Linked DNA regions of Homo sapiens: region 1 is linked to region 2. The links are chromatin loops, found by intact Hi-C in ENCODE. Cell type or tissue: HepG2. All regions are shown on one strand. Links, peaks and the distances in the headings refer to the core of each region. The heading gives the core; the rest is flanking DNA. Region 1 holds the start of GCNT3 (glucosaminyl (N-acetyl) transferase 3, mucin type). Region 2 has its middle 58 kb from the start of GCNT3.

The links. Hi-C counts contacts between places; a loop is a spot of excess contacts. Peaks named below come from ENCODE experiments on the same cell type or tissue, not always from the same donor. Only the 100,000 strongest peaks of a DNase experiment are listed, where the experiment ranks them.
Region 1: it touches region 2 in a loop (2.8-fold over the local background); 5 of 110 quality-filtered maps call a loop at or near these places.

The regions. Positions count from the first base shown.
Region 1 is chr15:59,599,144-59,615,701 of GRCh38, reverse strand. GCNT3 (glucosaminyl (N-acetyl) transferase 3, mucin type) reads right to left here and starts at 3,919. Exons shown (of 3, transcript NM_004751.3): 1 at 3,721-3,919. In HepG2, for the core only: a CTCF peak has its summit at 5,724; a DNase peak (open chromatin) is centred at 3,911; H3K4me3 peaks cover 1,802 bases.
Region 2 is chr15:59,545,866-59,562,423 of GRCh38, reverse strand. It overlaps the pseudogene RPL21P117. Among named protein-coding and RNA genes, the nearest start is that of GCNT3, 58 kb to the left of the region's middle. RefSeq lists enhancers at 12,222-12,992, 12,993-13,763. In HepG2, for the core only: no CTCF peak of the experiment used is centred there; DNase peaks (open chromatin) are centred at 8,233 and 11,293; H3K27me3 peaks cover 323 bases.

The sequences.
Region 1 (16,558 bases), core at 982-8,981, 56 kb before region 2:
TATGTTGCCCACGCTCATCTCAAATTCCTGGGCTCAAGTGATCCTCCCACCTCGGCCTCCCAAAGTGCTGGGATTACAGGAGTGAGCCACCACGCCCAGCCTGAACAGGGCAAATTTAATATAAAGAACTCAACTAGGTATAAAGTTAAGATATAAAGTGTTGGGGAAGGAGTCACTATTAAGGCACTAGCAATTGTTGGACATAGCTACCACTCCTAGATTGAGGGAATTAAGGGAGGAACTGAAAATTATTAAATTGAAATTTTGGGTGGAGAGACACCGAAGAAGCTGAAACTCATGGCTCTGAAGAGTGGTGACCACTCAACAAATGCTGAGGTCTCTGAGCTCACAGGAGGGCCCTCTGGGCTGAGATCCAGACCTCTCAGGAGGCAAATGAAATCTTTGCCGATAGCTACTGTAAACTGAATTTAGTGCAGCTACACAAAGGAACAGCCACTGAGACATAAATAGGCGTTGACATGGTGATGCTCACAGAACCAGGAAGCAGATAGGAAGCAAACAGGAAGTCCCTCCTCCAGCCGGCTGTCTCCCTCCAGTGCCCTTTATTGGCAGAGTTTAAGCAGAAACGTGGTTTGCAAGAGGCATGAATAACCTCCAGCATTACAAAGTAGAGTTGAGAAGGGTGGATTTCTCCTGAAGATAATGAGGCAATAATGGAGATGAGTCAGAGTTGCCTTCTTGGTGCACAAATTGTTTACATGCACACACCTCCAAGATTTTCAGCGCAGAGAATTTAGGTATTTTATTTTTTGGTCCTCTGCCCACCGGCCTCTGACTTAGATGAAGCCACAGCAAAGACAAGAAAGTCATGTAGGGTTGTCAGAGGTGCTTGAACCAGAGCAACTCCATCTTGAATAAGGGCTGGGTAAAATGAGGCTGAGACCTACTGGGCTGCATTAGCAGATGGTTAAGGCATTCTAAATCACAGGATGAGATAGAGGAGATAGGCCCAAGATACAGGTCATAACAATCTTGCTGATAAAACAGATTGTAGTAAAGAAGCCAGCTAAAACCCACCAAAACCAAGATGGTGACGAGAGTGACCTCCTGTCCTCCTCACTGCTACACTGCCCCCAGTGCCATGACAATTTACAAATACCATGGCAACAACAGGAAGATACCCTATTTGATCTAAAAGGGGGAGGCATGAATAACCCACCCCTTGTTTAGCGTATCATCAAGAAATAACCATTAAAATGGGCAACCAGTAGTCCCCTCAGGGCTGCTATGTCTATGGAGTAGCTATTCTCTTATTCCTTTACTTTCTTAATGAACTTGCTTTCACTTTACGGACTCGCCCTGAATTCTTTCTTGCGCAAGATCCAAGAACCCTCTGTTGGGGTCTGGATCGGGACCCCTTTCTGGTAACAGGGTCATCTGCACCCCTACGTGGGCCCTGCTCCACAGGCTGTTTTCTGCGGTACTGGGATTCTCAGTGACTTTCCATTGTTGAGTATAAAATCTCTGGGACAAGAATGATTATGGGATAAGCACTTGCTTCAGTATTCTAATCTAGAAAAACTCCTCCACTTTATTAGTATCTTACTTTTCTTTGGTGCCCCCCTCAAGTCTCACCTTCATTCCCATAAAAACTGCATTATAGATTCCCTCAGTAAGAGACAACACCTTGAATAGTTGAGGGCTTTTGTTTGTGTATGTGTTTTTCAGAGACAGGGTCTCGCTGTCACCCAGGCTGGAGTGCAGTGGCAGATCATAGCTCACTGCAGCCTCGAACTCCTGGGTTCAAGCCATCCTTCCACCTTAGCTTCCCAAGTAGCTGGGACTACAGGCACAAGCCACCATGCCCAGCTAATTTTTATTATTTGTATTTTTTTTGTAGAGATGCGGTTTCACTGTGTTGCCCAGGCTGGTCTCAAGCTCCTGGGCTTCCAAAGTGCTGGGATTAAAAATGTGAGCCACTGTGCCGGGCCTGAATATTTTTGTTGTTGTCATTTGAGACAAGGTCTGGCTGTACAGCCCAGATTGGAGTGCAGTGGCGCCATCTCAGCTCACTGCAACCTCTGCCTCCTGGGCTCAAGCGATCCTCCTACCTCAGCCTCCTGAGTAGCTGAGATTACACTCAGCTGATTTATTTTTATTTTTATTTATTTATTTATTTATTTATTTATTTATTTATTTATTTATTGTAGAGATGGAGTTTGCTGTTCCCCTGGCTGGTCTTGAACTCAGGAGCTCAAGCAATCTCCCCGCCTCAGCCTCCCAAAATGCTAGGATTACAGGTATGAGCCACCATGCCCAGCCAAATATTTTATTTTTAAGGTAACCAAAGTAAGTTGGTTATGTGTTAAGTATTTGTTAATAACACATTAAGAAATCGTGGCTCTATTTTGTTGAGATGGTCTACATTATAGTAACGTCAAGTACCTAGTAATAAAGCCCAGCGTGGGACTCAGCCCAAAAAAGCTAGGTCTGAATCCTGGCTCTGCCACATTCAAGCTGAATGATCTGCAACAAATTCATTCATCAGTCTGTATTTTAGTGAATTCTTTTGCATAATAGAAGCTAATGCTAATATTTGTTTTCTACTACTATTGAGAAGATTAAACAAGATACATATGAAGGACCAGGCAAATATAGCCTGGTACTTACAGCCCCTCAGTGAAGGTTATCATGAAATAGATCCAGTGCTAGCCCACAAAGACCTATTTTACTGACAAAATAACTCAAGGTGGTTACAAGTAGCATTCCTGAACTCTGGACCAAGCAGAAGTGTTAATGTTTATGATGTAGTGAGGGAAAGGACTAAGAATTGCCCTCCATCTCTGTGTTCTGTGGAGAGACTCTATTGTAAGTTGTCACCCTCAGCACCTCAGGCAGAATAAGACCAGGGATGAGCTGCAACTGACCCCAGGGAGGTACAGGAGAGGGGACAGAATGGCTGCGGAAGGGCACAGGAAGATCGGGGGTGAGGCAACCTGCAGAGATCAGGCAAGCATTCAGAAAGATGGCCAGCAGCTTCCTCACCTTAATTCCATGCTAGCCCTGAAGAACATACAGGACACTTGGCAAGAGGGAGAAAGGGCGCAGTCCCAGACTGCCTGGGATCCCGGGCACATTTCAAGGCAAAAACTGAAACCTGGGGTATGATGCTTTTCACAGGGTTCCTTTTACCCCTGCTAAGGACAAAAGGTACAGCCAGATGATGCTGAAAGCAAATTTATCCAACAGCCCAGGAGTCATGAAGCTATTTAGACATCCCAAGAACTGAAAGGATGACCTTCACCTCCCTCAGTAACCAAAATATAAAGCAACATAATATAAGTAAGTCCAACCCAGTCCTGAGTTTTCCTACAATGACTACTACTATAATGCTGTCTTTCAAATAGCTAACTCTTCCCACTCAGACTCCTCAATCTTTTTCTCCTAATCACTAGTTCAGGCTTCCTATGGGCCAAAAGCTTCAACTTCATCGCTTGAGCTTTGAATTATAAATCCTTGTATGTTTGTGGAAAGGTCTAAGAGTTCCAGTCATGGGAAACAGAGAAACTAAGCTAGGGTCATCAAGGTGGTGCTGAGAGAAGCCAGTGGGATTTGATGTTAACCTTGACGGAGGCTCGAGGAATCCTACAGTCCCAACACCAGCGTCAGAGAAGGGCCCAAGAAGCAGGATTCATCTTAAGCTGAATTTACAAATTAGCTAATGCACACTTTTACTTAATTTGTTATGGTGGCATTTACCTTTGCCAGGCGTCAGCTTGGTCTTCTCATTGACAGGAAGCTCCTTGAGGTCATGTTCTTCATCTGTTTCCCTTCAGCACCTACAGTGATAGGTATTAGCAGAATCCCAGGGCTTCCCAGAACAAAAACTGCTGAGTAAAGGGCAGGTCACAAGTAGCAAGGGCAGTTCCCGTGACTTAGAGAGAAGAGGCTCTGACTCAGAGAAGTAATGCGAGAGGATAGATAAATAGGAAAACCCAGTTAATGTGTTACTTATTAGGCTGGAGCTAGGGTTTGAAAAAGACTGAAGGCACTAAAGAAGATGAGGAGAGGGGAGGTAGGGTGTTTTGAGCTCTAACATTAAATAAATGTTCTAGGTAGTGGGCTCTTAACAAAGATGAAGTTATGAACTCTAGCCACAGACAAACGGTTGAAAGACCCAGTGTGATCAAACTGGTTTCTAATCAGGGTTGCAAAGTGAAGCTCAGACTGGATGCAATTTGCTGAAAGACAGGGACAGCCTGTAGGTTCCTCCTTAGAGCTCCACATCCTCTCTGCACTCAAAGTTCCCCCTTGCTCTAGACAGCCCTCCTGGATGCACTTCACATGGCCTGGAGTGGAAGAGAAAAGAGATTAAAGAAGAAAAGAGAAAAGAGATTAAAGAGGAAAAGAAAGAGAGAGAGAGAGAAAGAGAAAGAGAGAGGAGAGAAAAGAAAGGAAGGAAAGAGGAAAGGGGAAGGGGAGGGAAAGAGGAAAGGGGAAGGGGAGGGAAAGAAGAAAGGGGGAGGGGAGGGAAAGAAGAAAGGGGGAGGGGAGGGGAGGGGGAGGGGAGGAGAAGGGGAGGGGGAGGAGAAGGGGAGGGGGAGGAGAAGGGGAGGGGGAGGAGAAGGGGAGGGGGAGGAGAAGGGGAGGGGGAGGGCGAGGGGAGGGGGAGGGCGAGGGGAGGGGGAGGGTGAGGGGAGGGGGAGGGGGAGGGGAGGGGGAGGGGAGGGGGAGGGGAGGGGGAGGGGAGGGGAGGGGGAGGGGAGGGGGAGGGGAGGGGAGGGGGAGGGGGAGGGGGAGGCAGAGGGGAGGGGGAGGCAGAGGGGAGGGGGAGGCAGAGGGGAGGGGGAGGGAGAGAAGGGGAGGGAAGGAGGAAGGGGGAGGGAAGGAGGGAGGGGGAGGGAAGGAGGGAGGGGGAGAGAGAAAGAGAAGAAGAGAAAAGGAAGAAAAGAAAGGAGGAAAGGAAGGAAGGAGGGAGGTAAGGAGGGAAGGAGGGAGAGAGGGAAGGAAAGAAGGAGGGAGAGAGGGAAGGAAGGAAGGAGGGAAAGAGGGAAGGAGGGAAGGAAAGAGGGAGGGAAGGAAGGAAGGAGGGAGGGATGGAGAGAGGGAAGGAGGGAGGGATGGAGGGAGGGAAGGAAGGAGGGAGGGAAGGAGGGAGGGAAGGAGGGAGGGAAGGAAGGAGGGAAGGAAGGAGGGAAGGAAGGAGGGAAGGAAGGAGGGACGGAAGGAGGGAGGGAGAGAAGGAAGGAGGGAGGGAAGGAAGGAGGGAGGGAAGGAAGGAGGGAGGGATGGATGGAGGGAATGAAGGAGGGAGGGAGGAGGGAGGGAGGAGGGAGGGAGGAGGGAGAGAGAAAGAGAAAAAGAAAGAGAAAGAAGGAAAGAAAGAAAGCCCACACTACTTACTCAAAGCAAGCAAGCAAGCCCCACACTGCTTATTCACAGGAAGGAAGGAAGGAGTGAAGGAAGGAGGGAGGGAGGGAGGGAAGGAAGGAAGGAAGGAAGGAAGGAAGGAAGGAAGGAAGGAAGGAAGGAAGGAAGGAAGGCAGGCAGGCAGGCAGGCAGGCAGGCAGGCAGGCAGGCAGGCAGGCAGGCAGGCCCACACTGCTTATTCACAAAATGCAGAGGAAACTTCTGAATCTTCTCAGGTGAGATAATCTTAATTTGCTACTCTCTCTCTACTCACATTCCCAAGGCCAGTCATTTGCCAAATTGTAAAGGCGGCCTTATTTCCTCACTCCAGTCTTTGGGTGGTGCTCTGCTTCCTGCCAAGACCAGCTGCCTGCTCACAGCTGCCCCTGCTGCTGCTCAGCACCACGGAAGCAAAGGGCAGCCACGGCCATGCTTGTTCTATCTCCTGTCTCCACAAACTCACCAAAATAGACTTGTCTTCACTGTGGTGTCACAAGCTCCTTGAGGGCAGGGATCATGTCTGACTCAGCTGTGTCTTTCCCACAGCGGCTAGCACAAGAACTTGCAGACGGTAGTGTCGAAGCAAAGAGTCAAACTCTGTAAAATATTTGAAGAGATTTATTCTGAGCCAAATATGAGCAACCATGGCCCGTGACACAGCCCTCAGGAGGTCCAGAGAACATGTACCCAAGGTGGTTGGGGCACAGCTTGATTTTATACATTTTAGAGAGGCATGAGACATCAATCAAATACATTTAAGAAATAATTGGTTTGGTCCAGAAAGACGGGACAACTCAAAGGGGGTGGGGGATGGTAGGGGGGTATTTCCAGGCTATAGGTGAATTAAAATATTTTCTGGTTGACAATTGGTTGAGTTTGTCTAAAGACCTGGGATCCACAGAAAGGGAATGTTCAGGTTAAGATAAAAGATTGTGAAGACCAAGGTTCTTTTGAAATCTTATAGTGGCTGCCATTAGAGACAATAGAAAAATATTTCCTATTCGTATCTTTAAAAGGTTCTAGACTCTTAATCACTTTAAGATTGGGAGGGTCTGGAAGAAAAAGATCCAGCTATGTTAACAGAGAGTCTTTACAGATGTAAATTTTCCCCCATGAAGGACAGCTTTGCAGGGCCATTTCAAAATAATGGCAAAGAAACATGTTTTTGGGGTAAAATACTTTGTTTTTCTTCCTTGTCTCATAATGTGATGCCAGAGTCAGGTTGGAAAGTAAATCATGATATATACAGTTAAATAAAGCCCATCTGATGAGAACTGGATTTGTAGGGCATGACTCCCCAGTCCCCTTAGATAGGAATTTGGGCAAGATAAAAAATCAGAGTTTAGTCCTCAGTAGACTTGCTGTGAATATTTCCCGAATGAACAGCTACCTCACTGTCCCTGGGAAGGTCGTCTAAGTCAGAAGTCCCCCTTATCCATGGGGGTACATTGCAAGATGCCCAGTTGGATACCTGGAACAGCAGGTAGTACCAAACCCTACGTATACTGATTTTTTCCTACACATACTGATATAGTTTGAACACATGTTTCTGCCAAATTCTTGTTGAATTGCAATCCCCAGCATTGAAGTTGGGGCCTGATGGGAGATGTTTGGGTCAGGGGGGTGAATCCTTGATGGCTTGGCGCTGTCCTCTCAATAAAGAGTGAGTTCTCATTGGATCTGGTTGTTAAAAAGTGCAGGGCACCTACCCCACCTCTCTACCTCTCTGTCTCACTCACTCCTGCTTTTGCCAAGTGATGTGCAAGCTCCTGTTCTCGCCATGTTAGAATGCCATAAGTAAAAGCTCCCTAAGACCTCCTCAGAAGCTGAGCAGATGCGGGCTCCATCCTTGTACAACCTGCAGAACCACGAGCCAATTAAACCTCTTTTCTTTACAAATGACCCAGTCTCTGGTATTTCTTTATAGCAATGCAAGAACAGCCTGACACACACACATACTTGTCATAAAGTTTTGCAAATTATGCACAGCAAGAGATTAACAACAACTAATAAAACCATTGTAACAGTATATTGTAGTTAAAGTTGTGTGTATGTGGTCTCTCTCTCTCTTCTCTCAAAACGCAAATATTGTTGGACCATTGTTGACTGCAGATAACTGAAACCATGGTAAGTGAAATAGAATAAGGGGGGACTACTGTGCTGGAATCGTGGAAATACAGCTTGTTGGTGGTGTTGGGGGTCAGTAGCTGATGTTCCAAAAATGACACCTTGACCTACTGAAGAAGCCTCAAGTTCTAACCCTCCCACCCACTGTCTCTGAAGCTTAATTTCTATTATCTGCCAAAAATCCAGACCCACCAAGAACAATTGTTTTTTCTTCCCCTCCCTGAAGACCAAGAGTGTAACCACACCTGGACAGACATGTTCACAAGATAATGCTCAAATTAATCTCTGTTCCCTGATCCATTCATTCCCCCTAGTAAACCCCTCAACAGAATTCCTCTTCTCCTCTCTCCTCCCATAACCTATGTTGCCAGGGTGGCATATAATCTTCAGAACCTCCTTGCAGGGCGGCTAACCCCATCTGTGATTCTCCCCAGGTGTGAATTAATACAACTTGCATGCCCCAATTAACCTGCCTTTTGTGAGTTGTGAGTTGACTTTTCAGTGAACCTTCAAAGGATAGGGAACTTTCCCTTGGCCTTCATAGTAGCTACTAGAATTAATGGATAGAAGCTCCCTAAAGTAAACTATATGCAAAAATGTGATGCTACAGGGCTGAAGCTAATAGAAACCCAAACAACATTTTTTTTTTTTTTTGAGATGGACTTTCACTCTTGTCGCCCAGGCTGGAGTGCAATGGCACGATCTCGGCTCACGGCAACCTCAGCCTCCCGGGTTCAAGTGACTGTCCTGCCTCAGCCTGCCTAGTAGCTGGGATTACAGGCATGCACCACCATGCCCAGCTAATTTTGTATTTTTAGTAGAGACGGGGTTTCTCCATGCTGGTCAGGCTGCTTTCAAACTCCCGACTTCAGGTGATCTGCCCGCCTCGGACTCCCTAAGTGCTGGGATTACAGGCGTGAGCTACGGCGCCCAGCCCCCAGACAACATTTTTAAAGGGATTAACTTTGTTTAGGAAACATTCTCAGTTTGAGATGGGATTTGGAGACAGGCTAATGAGATTAAGATGCCTCATAATGACTGGGTGTGGAGGCCCACCCCTGTAATCCCAGCACTTTGGGAGGCTGAGTTGGGAGGATTACTTGAGGCCAGGAGTTTCACACCAGCCAGGGCAACATAGCAAGACCCCTATCTTTTAAAATAAAACAACTTTTTTTAAAAAAAGATGCCTCCTATTGTGTCATTAGGAATCAACTTCTAAATGGAACCAGTAACGAAGGGTATGTAAGATATGGCCATGTTTTATTAATTTATAAATTCCATTTAACCATTGTTTATTAGCCAGGTGCGTAGGCTCATGCCTGTAATCCCAGCACTTTGGGAGGCCAAGGCTGGTGGATCACCTGAGGTCAGGAATTTGAGACCAGTCCGGCCAACGTGGTGAAACCCCATCTCTACTAAAAATACAAAAATTAGCTGGGCATGGTGACGGGATTCTGTAGTCCCAGCTACTTGAACCTGGGAGGCAGAGGTTGCAGTGAGCTGAAATTACACCACTGCACTCCAGCCTGGGCAACAGAGTAACACTCCATCTCAAAAACAAACAAAACACACAATTGTTTACTGAGGAAACTATAAATAGTAAGTACCAGAGATACAAAGTTAATAAAGGCAGTTCCTACTCTCAAGCAGTTCACAGCACTGTGTGGGAAAAATATTTGCGAAAAGATCATTATGATGCCACCTATATTTATTTATTTATTTATTTATTTATTTTTATTTTTTGAGACAGAGTCTCGCGCTCTGTTGCCCAGGCTGGAGTGCAATGGCAAGATCTCAGCTCACTGCAACCTCTGCCTCCCAGGTTCAAGCAATTCTCCTGCCTCAGCCTCCCCAGTAGCTGGGATTACAGGTAAGCACGACCACGCCCAGCTAGTTTTTGAATTTTTAGTGGAGACGGGGTTTTGCCATATTGCCCAGGCTGGTCTAGGACTCCTGACCTCAAGTGATCCACCCACCTCAGCCTCCCAAAGTTCTGGGATTACAAGTGTGAGCTACCACGCCCAGCTGCCACCCATATTTATGATGCCACTTAAAAGTGCAAAGAGAGATGCATTGAATATACTGGAAGCCCAGAGAGAATCATTAAAAAATAGTGCAAACAAATGAGTGTAGGTCTTTGTGAAGTCTAGAAAGAATAAGAATGTGTCTTGGCGCCTCCTGCATTTTCTAGGGAAAGTTCTGGCTAGTAGCTAGAAGAGGTTAAAGAAAATACCCGCTTGGGGCAATCATCAGGAAAAAGAAGGTTGTATCCTTACCCCACACTATAAACATAAGTAAGTTTCAGATTTAAATCTAAAAAGACAGTTCTAAAATTTCTAGAAAATGTATAGAATAGGCCGGGCATGGTCGCTCCCACCTGTAATCCCAGCACTTTGGGAGGCCGAGCTGGGTGGGTGGATCACCTGAGGTCAAGAGTTCGAGACCAGGCTGGCCAATATGGTGAAACCCTATGTCTACTAGAAATACAAAAAAAAAAAAAAAAAAGCCAGGCATGGTGGCGGGTGCCTGTAATCCCACCTACTCAGGAGGCTGAGAAAGGGAGAATTGCTTGAACCTGGAAGGTAGAGGTTGCAGTGAGCTGAGATCATGCCACTGCACTCCAGCCTGGGCAACAGAGTAAGACTCCATCTCAAAAAAATAAAGAATAGAAGCCATGAGCTAAAAGATAGTAATACCATGAAGCCACTTCACCAGTTCTGAACTGCCTCCTCCTGGGCTGTATTTGGGTAAGAGAGAAATAATTCTTATTGTTAAAATAAAAACCTTAGACAAATTTAACAGTTTAACCAAGCAAAGAACAATTCATGAATCAGGCAGCTTCCTGAACCAGAGCAGGCTCCAAGAGACTCCAGCCCTGTTCTATCATTGAAGATAACTTATGGACAGTGAAAAAAAAGTGACTTACAGAAAATGGAAGTGAGCTACAGAAATAGTCAGATTGGTTACAGCTTGGCATTTGTTTTATTGGAATACGGTTTAAACAGTTGTCCTCCTTTGATTGGTAAAAACTCAGTGATTGCTACAACAGTAGGTTGTAGTCGTTACAGTCTGTTTACACATTCAGTTAGGTTACAGTTCACTATGTACCAAGAAACTTTAGGGTAAACTTAACCATGTAAGAAGGCAGTTTTAGGCTAAACTTAACACTAACTGATGGAACCATTACATCTTCAGGTCTCTGACATGAGCACTCATTCATAAGTGCCTAAATCATAGAGATGCCATGTCCTAATGCAGGGACATTTAGAATCACATTAAAAAGGAAAAAAAAAAAGCACTTGTTTCTGAAACTACTTTTGCAGAAAAATCAAATATGGCTGACTCCATCTTGCACCTAGCCTCACAAGCTGTCTTCACTCATTCCTGGGTGTCGCCCAAGCTAATCATGGGAGTAATTTGGTTTATAGTTTAACCTTAAAGTAAGGATAATAGCCCTTACAAAAACTAAACCGCGTTTGTAAAACTAATGAAAGGCCACAAGGTTAGGATTATGAAAGGGGCCTGAATTCTGCTAAAAAGTAGGTATACTTAGCAAGCCAATGTTTGAAGGTCACAAGATCTGTGAATTCTCCAATTATGCCTATAGATAACTTGACTATCACAGAACCCAAGATTGGCCTTTTGAAATGTCTTTTTAGACTTTTGCATTTCTGATGACTGGCTGACTCCACCTTGACCCACAACTCATGACTCAGCGCATGAGGACCACTTTCCACACCCCTATAATGGTATCCTCAACCTATCAACATTCCCCACTCCCTAGCCCCCTGCCTACCAAACTATCCTTGAAAAACCCCAACCTCCAAGCCTTCAGGGAGGTTGATTTGAGTAATAACTGTGTCTCCTGCATGGTATGGCCAGCCTTGTGTCAATTAAATGCTTCCCTTACTGCAATGCCATGGTCTCACAGTGAATTGGTTTTGTCTGTACAGTAGGCAGGAAGAAGCCACTGGGTGATTCCATTGCAGAGGAGTAAAGAGTAGCTTGACTGAGGCCTATGAGGTGTAGAATATGGACTCTAGTTCTCATTCTCTCTACTACTACTTCCTGTACTCTACCCCACCATTACAGCCCAAAGGGTTACTTTTGCCTACTACTCTGAAAAAGCCAACACACCAAAAACAGCAAGTATTGAGAAAGAGAAAGAGTTTAATAATTGCAGGGCAGCCACACAAGAGGGACAGGAGATGTTTCTCAAGCCCATCTCCCCAAGAATTCAGAGGTAGGATGTATTAGTCTGTTTTCATGCTGCTGATAAAGACATACCCAAGACCAGGCAATTTATGAAACAAAGAGGTTTACTGGACTTACAGTTCCACGTGGCTGGGGAGGCCTCAAAATCATGGCAGAAGATGAAGGGCATGTCTCACATGGTGGCAGATAAAAGAAGAGAGCTTGTGCAGGGAAACTCCCCTTTTTAACCCATCAGATCTTGAGAGACTCATTCAATATCATGAGAACAGTGCAGGAAAAACCCATCCACATAATTCAATCACCTCCCACTGGGTCCCTCCAAAGCACGTGAGTATTCAAGATGAGATTTGGGTGGGGACACAGCCAAACCATATCATAGCATTTTTAAAGGTATTTTGGTGGGTAGGGGGATAGGGAACTGAAACAATTGATTGGCTAAGGATGAAATTATAGGGGTATCAAAGCTACAGCTGAGTCAATTCCCAGCTGTAGGTAACAGAACCAGCTGAGTTAGTTTCTTGGTCACAGGTCCAGGTGGTATCTCTTGGTCTGCCAAAATACTAAATCTGAAAAATATCTCAAAGACCAGCCCTTTAAGGTCTCAAAATAGTAATGTTATCTATAGGAGCAGTTTGGGAAGTCACAATCTTTTGATCTCTGGTTTATGACTCTGGGACAGCAGGCAGCTATAGAAAAGCAAGCTAAGCAAGCAATTAATGGCTATTGTTTAACCATGCCTATTTTTTAGCAAAGTTCAAGCCCTCCCATTGTCAGAGGCATGTGAACCAGAGCAACTCCATCTTGAATAGGAGCACAGTAAAATGAGTCTGAAACCTACTGGGCTGCATTCCCAGATGGTTAAGGCATTCTAAGTCACCAGATGAGACAGGAGGTCAGCACAAGATACAGGTCAACAAGACCTAGCTGATAAAATAGTTTGCAGTTAAGAAGCCAGCCAAAACCCACCAAAACCAAGATGGCAATGACAGTGATCTCTGGTCATCCTCACTGCTACAATCCCACCAGTGCTGACAGTTTACAAATGCCATGGCTACATCAGGAAGTTACTCTATATGGTCTAAAAGGGGGAGGCATCAATAATCCACCCCTTGTTTAGCATATCATCACAAAATGACCATCAAAATGGGGAACTAGAAGCCCTCAGGGCTGCTCTGTCTATGGAGTAGCCATGCTTTCATTTCTTTACTTTCTTAATAAATTTGCTTTTGCTCTGCACTGTGGACTCAGCCTGAATTCTTTCTTCCATGAGATCCAAGAACCCTCTCTTGGGGTCTGGATTGGGACCTCTTTCCTGTAACACCGTAATTCTCATCTTGTGGCCTTTTATTAGTCTTTACTAACATGGTTTCAATCTTTAAACCAGGAGGGGATAAGTTTAAGAAAAGGACTATTATGGCCTCCACAAAAAATGAGCAAAAGCAATTTAGCCTGGTAGAAGCAAGATGGAGTCAATTATGTTTGATTTCCCTTACTATTTATAATTTTTGCAAAGGCAGTTTCACTACAACCATCTTCTGTTTCTTAAGAGCACGTTTCAGGAAAATGTCCAGGAAGTAATGCGTCAAAACATTAATCACTGGATTCTGTGATTACTGCCGGTTTGTTTCATCAGTTTTGTAACTTATCTAGAATACACATGCTTTTTGTTCTCTAGCTCTACATCATAATTTAGCATTATGTTTAAATTATTTTAAAATCATTTTAGAAAATACAAAATAGTACTCTCTTTGATTACAGGAGTCAATGTTTTTTTCTTAAACCTCTTCACAGGCCTATGCAAACACATCTAGTCTTTATTAAGGAAAGAATTGTGTGTGAGTAGATGTGTGTGTGTGTTGGACCTCAGAAACCAATACCCCCAAAATATTTTTGAAACTGCCTTTGCAAAAATTGTAACAATGAGAAAATGACGACAGTGAAAAAGCTCTGATCTAACCAACCCCCATCTTTCCTTTACTCTGCAAACTGCCCTTGGTCATTCCTGGGCTTGGACCAAGCTAACTTTCAAAGAAATTTGGATTATAGTTTAAGTTATAACAGCCCTTCCCCAAAACTAAACCAGCTTTGTAAAACTAATGAAAGACACCACATTAGCAGGATGAGAGGAGCCTGAATTCTGCTAAGATGTAGGCGTAAATGATTGCCAGCCATTATTCAAGAGGTCACAAGATTTGCAACTGCCCCAGTTACTCCTGCAGATAACATCACTATTATAAAATCAAAGACTGGCTTTTGGTTTTACAAAACCCAATGAGATGGCTTTTGTAAGATAATGTCCTTTGAGGCTTTTGCATTTCTGATGACCCAAGACCCAAGAATTTTGATTTAACTGCTCCTCTGGCCCATACCCAGCAGTAGACTCAGCCACAAGTACCATTCTCCACACCCCTATGACTGCATCCTCAATCAATCAGCAGCACCCATTCCCCTAACCTCCCTGCCCTGCAAACCATCCTTGAAAAACCCCACCCTCTGAATTTTCAGAGAGGCTAATTTGAGTAATAAAACACCAGTCTCCTTTTTAGCTGGCTCTATGTGCCTCACACTGTTTACTTTTTCTCTATTGCAATTCCCCTGTCTTGATAAATTTGCTGTATCTGGGCAGCAGGTAAAAATAAATCCATTCGACAACTTATCTAGAATGTACATACTTTTTTTTTTTCTCTAAATGTGACCAAAAATGAGCATACCCTTTAAAAAGTATGATGAGACCAGGCATGGTGCCTCACGCCTGTAACCTAGCACTTTGGGAGGCTGAGGTGGGCAGATCAAGAGGTCAGGAGATTGAGACCATCCTGGCTAACATGGTGAAACCCATCTCCACTAAAAAATACAAAAAAATTAGCCGGGCCTGGTGGCAGGTGCCTGTAGTCCCAGCTACTCGGGAGGCTGAGCCAGGAGAACGGCATGAACCCGGTAGGTGGAGCTTGCAGTGAGCCAAGATCGCACCACTGCACTCCAGCCTGGGCAACAGAGTGAGACTCCATCTCAGAAAAATTAAAATAAAATAAAAATAAAATAAAATAAAAATAAATAAAATAAAATAAAATAAATAAAATAAAATAAAATAAATAAAATAATAAAATAAATAAAATTAAATAAAATAAAATAAATAAATAAAATAATAAAATAATAAAATAAATAAAATAAAATAAAATAAAATAAAATAAAATAAAATAAAATATAAAAAGTATAAAGACTGTATCCAAGGATCATTTAAATTCCAAGAAAAACTTTTTTGTTGTTTTTTGTTTTTTTTTCAGACAGAGTTTTGCTCTTGTTACCCAGGCTGGAGTGCAATGGTGTGATCTTGGCTCACTGCAATCGCCATCTGGGTTGAGGCAATTTTCCTGCCTCAGCCTCCCAAGTAGCTGGGATTACAGGTCCCTGTTACCACGCCTAGCTAATTTTTTGTATTTTTAGTACAGACAGGCTTTCACCATATTGGCCAGGCTGGTCTCGAACTTCTGACCGCAGGTGACCCACCTGCCTCAGCCTCCCAAAGTGCTGGGATTACAGGCGTGAGCCACCGCATGGCCTCCAAGGAAAACTATTTACAAGTTAATCTCTGTTCCAGATCCATTCATGCTTCCTAAGAACCATTTGTTGACCCTCCCTAGAATTCCTTTTCTCCCCATCCCATAATCTTTTTTACCAGGATTCAAGCCCCCATTCCTTCTGTAACCTCAAGATGGTATATAAGCTTCTGTGGTTTATTAAAAGGTTGGATCTTCATTCTGAAAGTTCCCATGTATACATGTTAAGTAAATTTGCATGCCTTTTCTCCTTCTAATCAATCTGCCTCATCAGTAATTTTTCAGTGAACCTTTAGGAGACCAAGAGCCGATGGCCCCCACAGTGTGTATGAGTGTATTTATGTCTAACTGGATACTAGCGAAATCGCTGTTGCAAAATCCTAACTCAGAAAATTATGACAGTGAAAGAGATGTGACCTAACTGACTCCATCTTGCTTCTAACTTCCAAGTTGTCCTTGTTCATTCCTGGGTGGAGGCCAAACTAACTGTAGGAGGAACTTAGTTTATAGTTTAACTTTGAAACAAAGATAATAACAGCCCTTTCCCAAAACAAACCCCCTTCCTGCCTGAAGACTAGATTGCCTTTGTGGAGCTACCAAATTAGCCACAAGATTAAAAACTATAGCTTAGGAGCCATGCACCTGGGAGGCTCTAAGACTCTGACTCTCCTCAAATTGCTCCTGGGGATAATGTCACTATTGTAAAACCTAAGATAATTACCTGAGATGTTTTGCAGCCCCAGCCCTTGAGAGGCACCATCCAGATTGATAAACTGGCTCATCTGGTCTCCTGGCCCCCCAGCTCAGAAACTGACTCAACACAAAAGGACAGCTTCAACTGCCTATGATTTCATCTCCAACCCAACCAATCAGCACTCCTGACTCACTGGCCCCTACCCACCAAATTATCCTTAAAAACCCAGATCCCAAAGTTTTCAGGGCAACTGACTTTGAACTGAAGTCTCCTGTATAGCCGGCTCTACATGAATTATTCTTTCTCTGTTGCAATTTCCCTATCTTGATAAATCAGCACTTTCTAGGCAAGAAGAATCCATTGGGCAGTTACTCTAGTAGTTGCAAAGGTGATTTTTATGTATGTAAAAAATCGAGTGTTTTTATAATAATAGCAACTTAATATAATTCAAACATTTGCATCACCTAGCACCCACAAATTGCCACTTCATTCACTCATCTTATAAAAAGGATACTGGGCCGGGTGCAGTGGCTCACGCCTGTAATCCCAGCATTTTGGGAGGCCGAGGTGAGTGGATCACTTGAGGTCAGGAGTT
Region 2 (16,558 bases), core at 3,639-11,638:
TCTCCAAGATACATGTAAAAAAAATATGTTTCAAGCACCCTTATCATTAATAGCCCAAAACTAGAAACAACCCAAACGTTCATCAACAGTAGAAAAAGGGCGGGGCACGGGGGCTCATGCCTGTAATCCCACCACTTTGGGAGGCCGAGGTGGGCGGATCACCTGAGGTTGGGAGTTCGAGACCAGCCTGACCAACATGGAGAAACCCCATCTCTACTAAAAACACAAAAATAGCCAGGCATGGTGGCGCATGCCTGTAATCCCAACTACTCGGGAGGCTGAGGCAGGAGAATCGCTTGAACCCAGGAGGTGGAGGTTGCCGTGAGCTGAGATCACGCCAGTGCATTCCAGCCTGGGCAACAAGAGCAAAACTCCGCCTCGGGGAAAAAAAAAAAAAAAAAAAAAAAAACCAGTAGAACAGATATATACATTATAGAATATTCATTTAACAGTGTACCCAGCAATAAAAATGAATGAACTACAGCTATACACAACATGGATGAATCTAACCCAAAAAATGTTAAGCAAAAAGAAACCATTACAAAAGGACATGGAATATGAGGCTAGTAACGTGAACGAAACAAATGGTCTTTGGATTTGCACATCTAGGTGACAGAACTATAAAGCAAGGAGGTGATGACCATAAATCAGGATAGTGCTTACCTTTGGGGAGAGGTTGTGATAGAGAAGACAGGGTTTATGGGGTGATACAGTGTTCCTTTTTATTTTTCGAGACAGGTTCTCACTCTGTAGTACAGGCTAGATTTCAGTGGTGTGATCATAGCTCACTGCAACCTCCAACTCCAGACTTAAGCGATCCTCCCACCTCAGCCTCCCAAGTAGCTGAGACTACAGGCACAACTGGGCACCACCACACCAAGCTAATATGTAGAAATGTGGTCTCACTGTGTTGCCCAGGCTATTATCAAACTCCTGGCCTCAAGTGATCCTCCTGCCTCAGCCCTCCAAAGTGCTGGGAATTACAAACATAAGTCACCATGCCCAACCATGCAGCATTCTATTTCTTGATCTGGATAATGGCTTTATAGTGTTCACTTAATAATTTATTTTGCAAAGCACTGATATTCTATTCTTTCCCATATGTCTATTTCACCAAAAGGTGTTGTATTAAGGTATACAGTGAAAAATCCTGCTACCACTTACCCTTTTCTTTTACCATCCATATCCTACATCCTCCTTGACATAAAACCGCTTTTATTGGTTTGCTATATATCCTTCCAAAATGTTTTAAACACACATAAGGGATTGATTGATTGATCGATTGATTGAGACAGAGTCTCGCTCTATCTCCCAGGCTGGAGTGCAATGGCGTGATCTCGGCTCACTGCAACCTCCATCTCCCAGGTTCAAGCAATTCTCTTGCCTCAGCCTCCCAAGTGGCTGGGATTACAGGCACACACACCACGCCCAGCTAATTTTTGTATTTTTAGTAGAGACGGGGTTTCACCATGTTAGCCAGGCTGGTCTTAAACTCCTCACCTCAAGGGATCTGTCCACCTCGGCCTCTCAAAATGCTGGGATTACAGGCTTGAGCCACTGCTCCAGGCCAATTTTTTAAAAATTTTATATTTATAGGTATTTATCTATATTTACTATTTTTAAAATTATTTATTATTGATTAATTGACAGGTTTTGCTCTGTCATCCTGGCTGGAGTACAGTGGCACAATCATAGCTTACTATATAACCTCAAACTCCTGGGCTCAAGCAAATATATTCTTACCACTGCCACCCCCCATCTTTTCTTGTACCTAAGATATATGGATATTGTTTTTCTCCACCTTGATGAGGGTTGGTTGGGTTTTTTTGGTTTGTCTTTTAGTTAACAACAGATCTTGGACATCTTTACACATCTACAGCTGCATAGTTTTCCATTGTATCTACCATGGCTAGACCTCTTCTATTAATGGACATTTGGGTTGTATCTCATCTTTCATTATTGCAAAGATACAATGAATAAGTTTTCATATACATAATTTCATATGAAAGCACATATATCTGTAGAATAAGCCCCCAGAAATGAAACTACTGTGACAAAACATAGGTACATTTGTAAGATATCGTCAGGCTGGACGGAGTGGCTCATGCCTGTAATCCCAGCACTCTGGAACGCTGAGGCAGGTGAATTGCTTGAGTCCAGGAATTCAAGACCAGCCTGAACAACATAGTGAAGCCCCATCTCTACTAAAAATACAAAAAATTAGCCAGGCATGGTGGCATGCACCTGTAGTCCCAGATACCTAGGAGGCTGAGGTGGGAGGATCACTTGAGTCTAGGAGTTGGTGACCCTGGGAACTGGGCAACATGGTGAGACCTCACCACTACAAATAATACAAAGTTAACCAGTTGTGGTGGCACATGCCTGTAGTCTCAGCTACTCAGGAGGCTGAGGTGGGGGGATCGCTTAAGCCCAGGAGGTGGAGGTTGCAGTGAGCTGAGATCGTGCCACTGCACTCCAGCATGGGAGATGGAGCAAGACCTTATTTCAAAATAATAATAATGAAATGTTTAGCTTAAAGCTGCCTCCTTCATAGTGAACTGTAACCTAACTGGGTGTATAAACAGACTACAATCTGGTCTTGTGCCAATCACCAAGTTTCAGCTAATCAAAGATGGCCAATTTTTCAAATCATGATCAAATAAGGCAACACCAGGCTAGCCACAGTGGCTCATCCCTATAATCCTAGCATCTTGGACAGCCCACGGAAAGAGGATCTCTTGAGGCCAGGGTCTCACTCTGCCAGCCAGGCTGGAGTATAGTGTTCTGATAATAGCTCACTGCAGCCTTGACCTCCTGGGCTCAAGCTATCCTCCCTCCTTGGCATTTTGAGTAGCTGGGACTAATCTTTTTTTTTATTTTTGGTAGAGACAAGGTCTTGTAATGCTACGCAGGCTGGTCTTAAATGCCTGGTCTCAAGTGATCCTCCCATCTCAGCCTCCCAAAGTGCTCGGATTACAAGCGTGAGCCACCATTCCTGGCCTTGTTCACATTATTTGCACATCTTTCTTTGGAGTTTTGGTTCTTTTCTTGTTTCTAGCTCTTTTCTGTATTTGGAAGTTTAGCTCTTCTTCCTTACTCTGTGATGAGTTGCAGCTATTCTTCCCCAGGATGCCATTCGCTTTTTTTTTGGTAGAAATGGGGTCTCACCATGTTGCTCAGGCTGGTCTCAAACTCCTGGTCTCAAGCAATCCTCAGCCTCCCAAAGTGCTGGGATCACAGGTGTGAGCCACCACACCCAGCTATGCCATTTGGTTTTTACCTTATGGTGAATATTTTGTTTTACCAAGTGGAGGGATTTTGGTTTGTTTGCAATGTTGTCAAATTTATATACTTTCACTTTTAGATTCCAGCTTTTGAGTCATAGCTACAAAGATCTTCCCCATTCTAAGCATATACAGGAATTCTCCCTTGGCAAGTAACTCTGTAGGAAAGAAGGGATAGTGGGAGGAAGATATTCTCACTTATATAAATAAAAACTCATTTATAACTTTAGTTTTTACACGTAAATCATCAATCCATTTGGAATTTATCTTGGTCAACAATGTAAGATGTAGATACAACTTAATACTCTCCCTGAGTATAACCCTGTTTCCTGACCATTGATTTGATAGTCGATTGTTGGTTACCTGCTAGTTTTGCTTTGCATTTCAATTTGAATTTTCCAACAGCAAGATTAGTAATTTACTGCCCAGAGGATATTATTTCAAGTTAACCTCATTCTGTGTCCTGCCCTCAAAATGCCAAAAATATAAACAGTATTTCTCTTTCTGCAATGAATTCTGCCCTAAGTGAAAGAAAGGAGAGCCTAATTTCCCTGCTGAAGAACAGGAAATGTGTAGCCCAAGTAATAGACCAGCCTCCAAATCTCTAAGAGGCCCCAGGTCAGTACTGTGCTCTTTGGCTTCCAGATTAGTCAACTAAAGTTGCATGTTTCTTGTACCAAAAAGTCCTGGTTGTGAAGTTCTACTAAATTCTAAAATTAGTTGAACCAAGAAGTTGACTTGCAAGTAATAACACTTTCAATTTATTCTTTTTTTTTTTTCGAAACTGAGTCTCACTCTGTCGCCCAGGCTGGAGGGCAGTGACACGATCTTGGCTCACTGCAACCTCTGCCTCCCGGGTTCAAGCGATTCTCCTGCCTCAGCCTCCCAAGTAGCTGGGACTATAGGCGCTGCGCCACCACACCCGCGTCATTTTTGTATTTTTAGTAGAGACGGGGTTTCACCATGTTGGCCAGGCTGGTCTTGAACTCCTGACCTCAGGTGATCCACCCGCCTCAGCCTCCCAAAGTGCTGGGATTACAGGTGTGAGCCACCGCACCCGGCCTTCAATTTATTCTTGCACTGTATTTTTCTCCCACTCAATTACTTTGCCCCATCCAAAGGCAATGAAAGTGTATTTCAATGGGAGAGACGTATTATTAAACAAGGTTGTGATGACAGTACAAATATATTTTTCCATTGAATTTAATGGCCACAAGCAGAGTAACAAATGATGGCACATAAACGGGGTCAGATGCACAGACTGGAAAGGAACACAGGAAGAACATCAATCGTAAAGCCAGAGAGCCAAGTGGCTAATTTTCTCCAAAAGGTCTTTTTCACTTAACTTCCTCTTTTTCATTTAACCCCATTGTTGAGTCCCTCCTATCAGTCAAGCCCATGCTAACCCCTACTGAAGTGTAGGTGGATCTCATTTGGAAGAATTTTCAATTAATAAGCAGACAGCTAAAGGGAAATTATTTTATTTCAGTGGTATAGGATAGTGGAAATATACTGGAAGAAGAATTCAAAAATTCGGGTCCTGCTTTTTACTCATTGAACATGCCAGGAAAAGTCATTTAATTCTTTTTCAGATGAATTCCCTCATCTATAACATCAAGGAACATCTTTGTCCATCTACACTCACAGTTAAGGATTCAATGAGTTAATATGTACAAGAGGGCTTTTCAAAAATATACAAAAATACAATTCAGACTGTCAAGGTAGGGGAGAAACCCATAGGCTCTAAGTGAATGTCTTCATTTCACTATATGAAAACTGCCAGTCTGGGAGGGTCTGGGAGCCTCAGGCAGGGGCAGGATGGAATTAGAACTCTGAGCTCCTGATGTGGAACTCACTGCTCTTCCCAAGCTGCCATGTTAGAGGCCACTGGAAAGTTGGCAGTGAGGCAAGAGCATTGCTCAGACAGTCACCGGTGTGGCATGGCCCGGGCCACAGTTGGGCTCAGACCAGAGGTCCAGTCCACAGCTCTGTGTGCCACTGATGTAACCTAAGGCAAGATGGTCCCTCTCCTCCCTCTGGGCCCTGGTTTCCCTTTTTTTGTTGTTGTTGTTTTTTTTTGTTTTTTGAGATGGAGTCTTGCCCTGTCACCCAGGCTGGAGTATAGTGGTTATAATCTTGGCTCACTGCAACCTCCACCTCCCAGGTTCAAGCAATTCTCATGCCTTAGCCTCCCAAGTAGCTGGGATTACAGGTGTCTGCCATAACTCTTGGCTAATTTTTGTATTTTTAGTAGAGACAGGGTTTCACCATGTTAGCCAGGCTTGTCTTGAACTCCTGACCTCAGGTGATCCACCAACCTTGGCCTCCCAAAGTGCTGGGATTATAGGCATGAGTCACTGCGCGCAGCTCTGGTTTTTTATCAAACTTAAAGGGTTGGGAAAGATGGGCTCTATGTGCCTTTCAGGCAATATCCTAAAATATTATCTTAAGGCTAATTTGCAAACATACACACACTCACACATACACACACACTCCTATTACCACAGGGAACAGAACAGGTGTTTCTGATTATGTAAATTTCCAACCCCACCCTCATCTTCCATGACTTCTCATGCCTTTGGACCAAGTCAAATTCAAGTTTCTTGACACTGAAGACATTACAACTACTACCAAACCTCACTGCCCTGAGGCCATGCCACCATCTAACTGGACTCCCTGCTTCTAGCCTTGTCTCTGGCTGTTCTCCACAAGGCAGCTACAGGGAACTAAAAGCTAAAAGAGAAGTCAGATCACATTGCTCCTCTGTTCACAACCTTCTAACGGCTCCCCTCTCAGCCAAAGTCAAATTCTTTGTAAGGCCCTACATGACCTGCCCGCCATCTCTTCCAATTCTTGGACCTTTTCTTTTACTCCTCTCCCCATCGGGTCCAGTGATGAGTCTCTTGGCTATTCTTGCCACACCAGCACCTTCTTCAGGCCTCTGCACACACATGTGCCCCCATTACCTGAACAGTCTTCCCCAGTTATCAAATGTCACCTTCACAGCAGAGCTTTCACTGATCACTCACGACTTTTGTTGTTTTTAAGATAGGGTCTTGCTCTGTTCCCCAGATTAGAGCGCAATGGCACGTTCAGAGCTCCCTGCAGCCTTAAACTCTTGGGTTCAAGTAATCCTCCCACCTCAGCCTTCAGAGCAGCTGGGAACACTGGTGCATCATACCACCACACCCAGCTCTGATTACTCACTGCAATTTTATTTATTTATAAGACAGTCTTGCCCTGTCAGCCAGGAGTGCAGTGGCACAATCTTGGCTCACTGTGACCTCTGCCTCCTGACTTCAAGTTATTCTTGTGCCTCAGCCACCGAATAGCTGGGATTGCAGGCATGCACCACCACACCCAGGTAATTTTTTTGTATTTTTAGTAAAGACGGGGTTTAGCTCTATTGCCCAGGCTGGTCTTGAACTCTTGAGCTCAGAGTCATCAACTCACCTTGGCCTCCCAAAGTGCTGGGATTACAAGCGTGAACGACCGTGCCCGGCCTGATTACTCAATTCAAAATTACATCCCTACACACAACACACAGACCCCTTATCCCTTTTACTAGTTTATCATTTACCTCCGCAACACTTATATTTTCCTTGTTTATTGCCTGTCTCGCTTCACTGCAAAATTTGCTCCATGAGGGCAGGGATGGTCGGTTTTGTTTGCTGCTGTATCCCCAGTGCCTAGAACAGTATGTAGCATATAGTAGGTACTTGACAATTATTTGTTACTGGGCTGGGTGCAGATTACTCTCCTGTAATCCTAGCACTTTGGGAGATGGAAGCAGGAGGATCACTTGAGGTCAGAAGTTCAAGACGACCCTGGGCAACATGGTGAGACCCCCATCTCTACGAAAAAAATGTTTAAAAATAGCCAGACATGGGGTCCCACACCTGTAGTCCCAGATATTTGGGAAGCTGAGGTGGGATAATCACTTGAACCTGGAAGACTGAGGCTGCAGTGAGCCGTCATCATGCCACTGCACTCTAGCCTGGGTGACAGTATGAGACTCTATCTCAAAAAAATTATTTTTTTGACTAAATTCTGGTCACAAGGAAGTTGAATAACACAACTGAACTAGTTTACTTAGCTACCTGCCCAAAGGAAAGACAGTAAGAACTTGAGTAGGTTGGTGTGACACCACACTCTGGGGGCTGCTATGTGAAATCAGAGAGGGGTGTGTGCACGCACACACATGTTTAATGAAAGCAGGAAGAGAACCCAGACAGAAAAGGAAATATAATCATTCACCTAAGCTGAGAAGAGTTTATGGGCATCTATGAGCCATACAATTGCCATTAAGTGTGATAAAGGGCTTCCAGACCTGGCGTGGTGGCTCACACCTGTAATCCCAGCACTTTGGGAGGCCAAGGCAGGTGGATTACTTGAGGTCAGCAGTTTGTGACCAGCCTGGCCAACATGGTGAAACACTGTTTCTACTAAAACTACAAAAATTAGTCAGGCTTGGTGGCACCAGCTACTCGGGAGGCTGAGGCAAGAGAATTGCTTGAACCCGGGAGGCAGAGGATGCAGTGAGCCGAGATCGCGTCATTGCACTCCAGCCTGGGTGACAAAGCGAGACTCTACCTCAAAAAAAAAAAAAAAAAAAAAAAGCGGGGGGGAGCTTCCAGCTGTCAGGAAAGTTCAGGGCTATATCCCCGAATGGAGGAACACTTGTTGATTTCAGTGAACCTGGAATCAATATAAGAATTAGAATAAACACAGATATTGAGGAAGATAAAGTAGGCAAGATTAAATATTTACCTTGTGCTCACAATAAATGCATTAGTAGAGCACAGAAGTTGGGGAGACACTAGGTATTTTGCTGTGTACACATGGATTACAGACTGCAAGCAATTATTGTCTCTCTTCTGTTAACTCCACTGGACTCTTTATCCCTGGTGTCAGGGTTGCTATCAGTTTCACAACTGTGTTTGCCTAGCTCATGGCAGGACATGCAGTTGAATTTGCTCTGACCACAAATATGAAGTTCCTGAGAAAGGAACAATGGGAGTCCAGTGAACTCACATTGAAGTTCCTGAGAAATGAACAATGGGAGGGCATATGGGAGTCTTTAATGAGTAGGTGTCTTCCTGGGATGGTGTAATTGGTCACTGCTGCACAGGCCCCGCACCCATGTGCATCATGAGGAAAAGCATATCAAACACTCCTAAACAACCCAATAGGAAGCTACCCTTCCTTCAACACACGCGCACACGGCACCTATGGTCACAGCCAGGTCACTGTGGGAATAGTTTTTGTATTGCTCGGGGTCTGCTTTGGAAAAAGCTATGTCTGGCCAGGTGTGGTGGCTCATGCCTTTAACCCCAGCACTTTGGGAGGCCGAGGAGGGTGGATCACTTGAGGTCAGGAGTTCAAGACCAGCCTGGCTAACATGGTGAAACCCCGCCTCCACTAAAAATACAAAAATTAGCCGGGCTTGGTGGCGGGTGCCTGTAATCCCAGCTACTTGGGAGGCTGGGGCAGAAGAATCACTTGAACCTGGGAGGTGGAGGTTGCAGTGAGCTGAGATCATGCCATTGCACTCTGCACTCCAGCCTGGGCGACAGAGTGAGACTCCGTCTCAGAAAAAAAGAAAAAAGAAAAAACTGTCATGCACACCCCCTTTCTCACCATTAGGCCCACCTTCCTCTTTGGCCTCTTCCATCTCCTCTCCTCCCTCTCAGACCCCCGTCATATTCCTCTCTCACTTCTAATTCTCTCTCAATTTCCAGTAATGATCAAAGCATGTGACACCTTTGAGTTGGAAAACATTAATTAAAAGAGAGACAAGAGAGAGAGAGACGAGAGGGAGGGGGGATGGGACAGAGGGAGGGCAAGAGAGGGAACGGGGAAGAAGAAAGGAAACTATTTCCTCTGGGTGTCTTCCATTTCTGGAGTCTGAGCAAGTTAGTATTCATTCAGTTAATTAATTTACTTGAATCCAAGCTTATCTAAAAAGAAGATTTAACTAAAATATACATAAAATATACTAAGGCGCCTTTCGGCGGGAACCGCCATCTTCCAGTAATTCGCCAAAATGACCAACACAAAGGGAAAGAGGAGAGGCATCCGATATATGTTCTCTAGTCCTTTTAGAAAACATGGAGTCGTTCCTTTGGCCACATATATGTGAATCTATAAGAAAGGTGATATTGTAGACATCAAGGGAATGGGTACTGTTCAAAAAGGAACGCCCCACAAGTGTTACCACGGCTAAACTGGAAGAGTCTGCCGTGTCCCCCAGCATGCTGTTGGCATTGTTGTAAACAAACAGTTAAGGGCAAGATTCTTGCCAAGAGAATTAATGTGTGTATTGAGCACATTGAGCACTCTAAGAGCCAAGATAGCTTCCTGAAACATGTGAAGAAAAATGATCAGAAAAACAAAGAAGCCAAAGAGAAAGCTACCTGGGTTCAACTGAAGCACCAGCCTGCTCCACCCAGAGAAGCACACTTTGTGAGAACCAATGGGAAGGAGCCTGAGCTGCTGGAACCTCTTCCCTATGAATTCATGGCATAAGAGGTGTTAAAAATAATAATAAATAAAGGACCTCTGGGCTGTAAAAAATAAATAAACAAATAAATAATAAAATAAAACATACTAAGGCAACAAAAGCCAGAGGAAAGATGAAACAAAGGAACAAAAGTGTTAAAGCAAACTAAATATGGCCCAAGGACACCGTACTTCTGTATTTGAGTCCTTGTGAATGAACTGTAACCTAGCTTAACAGACAAAATTGAAAACCTAACTTAGGAGTCTGAGCCTGTAACAATAGCTATGTCTTGGCCAATCCAAGTATGACAAGAAGTGGCCATACTTCAACCATTCATACACTGCTGAGGGTTCAAACTGTGTTCGAATAAAGCATACGCCGAACTGTAATCAATCCAGCCATTCTGTACCTCACTTCCAATTTCTGTATGCCATTTCTCTTTGTCAATAAATCTTCCACCACGTGGAAGCCCTGGGGTCTCTGTGAATCTCCTGTGATTCTGGGGGCTGCTCGATTCGCACATTTTTCATTGATCAATTCAACTCCTTTAAATTTAATTCGGCTGAAGTTTTCATCAATATGGACAGAATACAAAACGGAATAAAAAACGTGGCTAATACAAAAACACATACCAAGAAGTCTTATTCCCTTAACCCATGTATGCCTGGTGTTCCATTATTGGAACACTAAGCATGTGGGAGTTGTTTATATCCTACTGCTCCAGGTCACCACCAAGGTCTGATTTTTCACACGTCTGCAATTCAAAAAATCGCAACCTCCAGCCTAAATGGGTTAAGAAATTGGGCCACAAACTCAACTCTAAATTTTCTAGCTTCAAACTATGAGTAACGTAACTCTGAGGGTCTGATTCAAAAGAAAAAAAAAAAACTGAAACACATACGTGACCTGAAAGAAAGTTTTTTTTTTTAAATAAAATGAACGATTATCTCAACAATCAATGTCTTTAGAATGGGTAATCACAGAAATTCTTAGAAGATTCCTCAAGGAAAACCATAGGCGTATCTCCATAGAGCCTCTTATTTTGAGACAGAGTCTTGCTCTGTTGCCCAGGGAGGAGTACAGTGGCATGATGATCGTAACTCACTGCAGCTTCAACTTTCTGGGCTCAAACGATCCTCCTGCCTCAGCCTCTGGAAAGTTGGGTCTTCAGGCACATGCCACCAGGCCTGGCTAATTTTTTATTTTCTATAGAGATAGGGTCTCACTTTATTGTCCAGGCTGGGCTTTAACTCCTGAGCTCAAGCGATCTTCCCACCTCGGCCACCCAAAGTGCTAGGATTACAGGCAAGAGCCACCACATCTTGTCAGAGCCATTTATTGTCAGCAGTTCTAGTAGGTCCAGGCCTCAGACATCTGCTGCTCTGGTACATCCTATGCAAACTTGCAAATCATAGGCAACGTTTGTTTAGCTGGGACTGTGTTTGTGATTGCCACTGCTGTTATTTTAAAGTCAATGCACTTAAGAGGGGAATGCATGCTTCCGTTTTCCTCCTCTATTGTTTTTAATACTGTGGCTTCATACATTAATGTTGCATAACTGGGCCCTAAAGGCATTGCCCTGGAGACCCCAGCCATTCATCTGTTTATTCAATGGATAATTCTGAGCACCTTTTATTGCACTCTTCTACATAAACAAACAACATGTCCTACTTCACGAGCTTAAATTCTAGGGGAATGAAACTGGCAATATATAAGTAAAATTATATGGTATATCAGATGGGTAAGTGTTACAGAAAATAAAGCAAGAAAAGGCAAGAGAGTGCTAGAGGAAGGAAATTTTTATGGAGTCAGGAAAGTCCTCACTGAGAAGGTCACGTTTGAGTAATGACCTGAAAGTTCAGGGAACTGTAGATATCTGAAGAAACAGCAAGAACAGAGGCACTGGGGTAGGGAGTGGTTTGGCTTGCTGGGAAGTTAACTTCCCCAGAGCAAAAAGCAAGGAGGAGTGGAGAAGTGCTAAGAAAAAGAGGAAATGGTAGAGGGGGCAAGACAGATCACATGGACCCTGGTAGGGTCACTGTAGGAACTTCAGAGTGTAACCAAGCACCCCCACTTTTTTTTTTTTTTTTTTTTTTCTGAGATGGAGTTTTGCTCCTGTTGCCCAGGCTGGAGTGCAATGGCATGATCTCGGCTCACTGCAACCTCTGCCTCCTGGGTTCAAGCGATTCTCCCGCCTCAGCCTCCCAAGTAGCTGGGATTACAGGCACCCACCACCATGCCCGGCTTATTTTTGTATCATTAGTAGAGACAGGGTTTTACCACGTTGGCCAGGCTGGTTTTGAACTCCTGACCTCAGGTGATCCGCCTGCCTTGGCCTCCCAAAGTGCTGGGATTATAGGCGTTAGCCACTACGCCCCGTCTCCAAGTAGCCCCATTTTTCTAGAGTGGTTAAACCAAAACAAATTCTAAGGCTCCCCTGCTCCAAACATTTGAATGGACCCTTCCTCTCAACCAAGGGCATTCTAGAGTTAACCTGGAAATCTAGTTCAGGCCACGATGGAAGAGGGGGGCAGGATATGCCTCATTATACCCCTCCAGCATTAACACCAATAGGGACCTTAAGTCTGATAAGAAACATTTACAGTCCATTGTAAGCCTGCTACTTGGAGGCTCATCTACATAAAACCTAGGGCTTCACAATCCCTCAGCAGAACCCAGACATTCCTTTCTACTGATAACTCTTTCAACCAATTGCCAATCAGAAAAAATTTAAATCTACCTATGACCCTTTCAGATCCAGCCAATGTAGATCTTACACATATTGACTGATACATTATGTCTCCCTAAAATGTATAAAAGTAAGCTGTATTCTGACCACCTTGGGCACCGGTCATCAGAATCTCCTGAGGCTGTCACAGTGCGTCCTTAACCTTGGCAAAGTAAACATTCTAAATTGAGATCTGTCTCAGATACTTCACAATGGTTCACAACGATTTAATTACTTCCTCCACACCCACCCCCACCCCACCACCCCCCCACCCATCCCCACCCCACACCTTCCCTCTTGTTTCTGTGGCTCCCTGTTTCCTAATTAGCCCTTCAGAAGTACAAATATAACCTTTCACCTCCTGTCTCACCAGACATTCCCTACATGGCAAATTCTTCTAACTTTATGCCCCAAGACAGATCTTTCCTAGAGAGCTGACGGTAGATTTGCAAACCAAAGCATGCTCCCCAGGTAACTTCCACCCTCCAGGCAGGCGTTTGAAAGCGTATGGGCAGTGGCCACTTTTACAACTTACTTCTGCCTAGGAAAGCGCCAACTGCCCCATGGCTAAAACAGCAAGCTAGCAGGGAACCCCCGCCCTTGCTCATTTCTTCCCTTACCTTATAAAAATGCCTGTTTTCTGCTCCACAAGTAAAGCCACACAGCAGGACATCTGTACATCTTCCCCAAGCTATAATAGCTTCAGAATCAATTCACTTGCTTTGTATCAGGCCTCGTTCTTGTTAATTGGACTCGGCATGTGAACAACTAACCCACCTTTCAGTTATGATGTTGGTGGCCTGTACGGGGAAGCACTGTGCGCTACGGGTAGGCCTGTGCCTGAGCTACTGGGCAAGGTATGAGGTTGCCTGGGAGTAGCAGCTGCTGGTGGCTAGCGAACCCCAAGATGGGAACATTAGGGAATTTCCCAGCGGCTGCCAAAAATGCTTTTGTTTTGGAGGCACCTCCCTATTGCCTCCCTGCATGATGTTTGCTGCCTTCAACACTTTGCTGATACAAAGCAAGTGAACTCAAAAAAAGAAAAACAGAAACCCAGTAAACTTCAGAACTAAGTTGGTCAGGAGTACCCCTGACTACCCTCTGCCTCTTTTGAGGTGTCACTGAAGCCCTGCCGTGCATAGGACCTGGCTGCTAGTGGTATCATTTGAGCATTTTTGTTTGTATGTACAGAGTAAGGGTTAAAGAAAGGAGACAAACACAAAAAGTGGCTCAACAGTCAAAGACAGGTTTATTTTGGAGAATAAACCGGAGAGGGGCTTCTGGCCAATTTAGGTCAGGAGTGTTCTCTCTTACAGACTAAGGGTATTTAAGGGTTTAGGGAGGGAGAGCTTGTCTTAGGTTCAGAATGGTTCTGGGCAGAGGAAAGTTTTATTGCAGAGTTGGCATGTTTCTGGTCGGAGGGGGGTTTATCTAGGGGTTGGAATGTTTCCAGTCGGAGGTACCATTTGTGGTTTATGGTCATGCTGGCATTAGCCATTAGGTTGACTTCTGGGGGCTGGATTTAGGTGGTTTTTAATCAAGGGGAACTTAAAATGGCGGTGTTTGTCCAAGATGGTGATGCTCCTGCTCTGTCCTGTAACACCATAGCAGCTCTGCTCAGATGGGACTCAGATGTCCATGGAGCCATTTCGGAACTGGGGTGGAGGATTCAGGCTCTCACCCAGCCTCCACCAGGGATTTTGTTTGGAAGTGCACCATTTGTTTGTGTGAACGTATGGCTTTGTGTATGGGCCCCGATTTCTTTTCCTTTCTGTCTCCAACTTCACCCTTGTAATTACTGTCATTCGAGAAAAATGAGACAAGTCTCAATCATTTCAGGAGATTTGCCGAAGTTTAGGACACGGGCCTGTGACACAGCCTCAGGAAGTCCTGACAACATGTGCCCAAGATGGTCGGGGCACAGCTTGGTTTTATGCATTTTAGGGAGACGTGAGACATCAATCAAGAAGTACATGTAAGAAGTACACTGGTTCCATCCAGAAAGGCAGGGAGGGGGCTTCCAGGTCTCAGGTACCTGTGACAAATGGCTGCATTTTTTGAGTTTCTGATTAGCCATTCCAAAGGAGGCAATCAGAATATGCACCTCTCTCAGTGAGCAGAGGGATGACTTCAAATAGAATGAAAGACAGACTTGCCTGAAGCAGTTCCCAGCTTGAAAGGGCCCAAGATATTTTCCGTTCACACTATCAGCTTTACTTACACTAACAGCCACTTACAGCTTTACTCCTCTCGGCAGCAGGCACCCCTAGCTCCCTCTGGCTGGAAAAAATTCACCTTTACTGGTGGCTTGCAGAGGTGAGAGGAACCCATTCCACACCACGGAGACCTGGGGTGCTGAGGCTCATCCCAGGCAAAAGTCTAGCCCATACGCAACGCCACCTCCTGAATGAGACACAGCTATTACTATTTAAGCTGATCCATTCTCAAAAATTGGACAGGGCTATGACCACCTTCATGAGTATTCATAGCTCCTTCTGTAGCCCGTTAAACATATATACTTAGCCAACCTGACATGATATCTGGTTATGATTGTCAGTGGGGAACTTGCATGATAACTAAGAATTTGGGAAATGCCTCTAATAGCCCTGAAAGACATGTACAAACAACTTAAAGTTATGTCTGACCCTACATTGTCACTAGACCAATGGTTAGCAACCTGATTCAGGACAGGACCATTCTGGTGGCAAAGCTACTTTTAACAGTGGCCCCAATTGCAGGGATGGGCATATCCCTCCATTGTGGAGCTTACTGCTGTTGTATCCTCTATACGGGAAAACAAGGCAAGCTCTTTCAGAGACCTAGACAAGCAGTCTGCAACCTTTGTGGAACCAGGGACCAGTTTCATGGAAGACAATTTTTCCACAGGATGGGGTGAAGGGGAGGGAAGGATGGTTTTGAGTTGAAACTGTTCCACCTCAGATCAGGCATTAGATTCTCACAAGGAATGGACAGCCTCATTCCCTTGGTTGTGTAGTTCACAACAGGTTTTGCGCTCCTATGAGACTCTAATGTTGCAGCTGATCTGACAGGAAGCACAGCCCAGGCGGTAATGCTCTCTAGCCTGCTGCTCACCTCCTGCTGTGCGGCCTGGTTTCCAACAGCTCAGGGACTGGTACTGATCTGCGACCCGAGGGCTGGGGACCCCTGTTCTAAACCTCACACCATAATGCTCCAACCAGTATCATCTGTAAGTCCACGTACTTGTGAATATTCCCAACTCCAAGTAGATCAGTTCCATTCTGAGGTCCAATGACTACACCCACCTTTCAGCAGAAAGCAGCCAGAATGAATATGGCACCTAGATCCCATAGAAATGGGAGCGAACTTGGGGTTAGGGAACGGTAACCAAGTACCCCAATTTATCTAAGAGGTGGGTTTTTTTCTGTCTTCTTTACCGTCCCTGGCTCCCCATCTCCTACCTAGCCCTTCAGAAGTGCAAATATAACCTTTCACCTTCCGCCTCACCAAACATTCCCTACAGAGCAAGTTCTTCTAACCTTGTGCTCCAAAACAGATCTCTCCTTGAGAGCTGACAGTCAATGGGCAGACCACCAAGGCATACCTGCCACGGAACTTTCACCTCTAGGACGTGGCCTCAGAACTTTCACCTTCTGGGGATGGCCTCAGAACTTCCACTCTATAGGGGTTGCCCTGGAACTTTCATCCACCAGGAGGGCATGTCGAAAGCATGCCTGTTTGGAATCTTTTACAAGTTACTTTTGCTCAGAAAGGCGCCATGACCGGTGCCTGAGGACACAGCCACCCCTCCCCTAGCCCTCTCTAAAATATAAGCAAAGGCATGAAGAGTGTTGCAATGAACATAAGAAAAATAAGTAAAACCTGGACAGGGCATCCCCTGAGCAGGGCTACAGCAACTGTTGGCCGGAAAACATTCAAGCAGCAGGTGCAGAACTATCACCCCATTCCTTTTCAGCTGTGCACCGAACACACAGCTCTGAGCACAGACACTTCCTCGTGAGCCCTCCAAGATAAATTAGCTGCAAGGCTAGTTCCAGAAAGTAG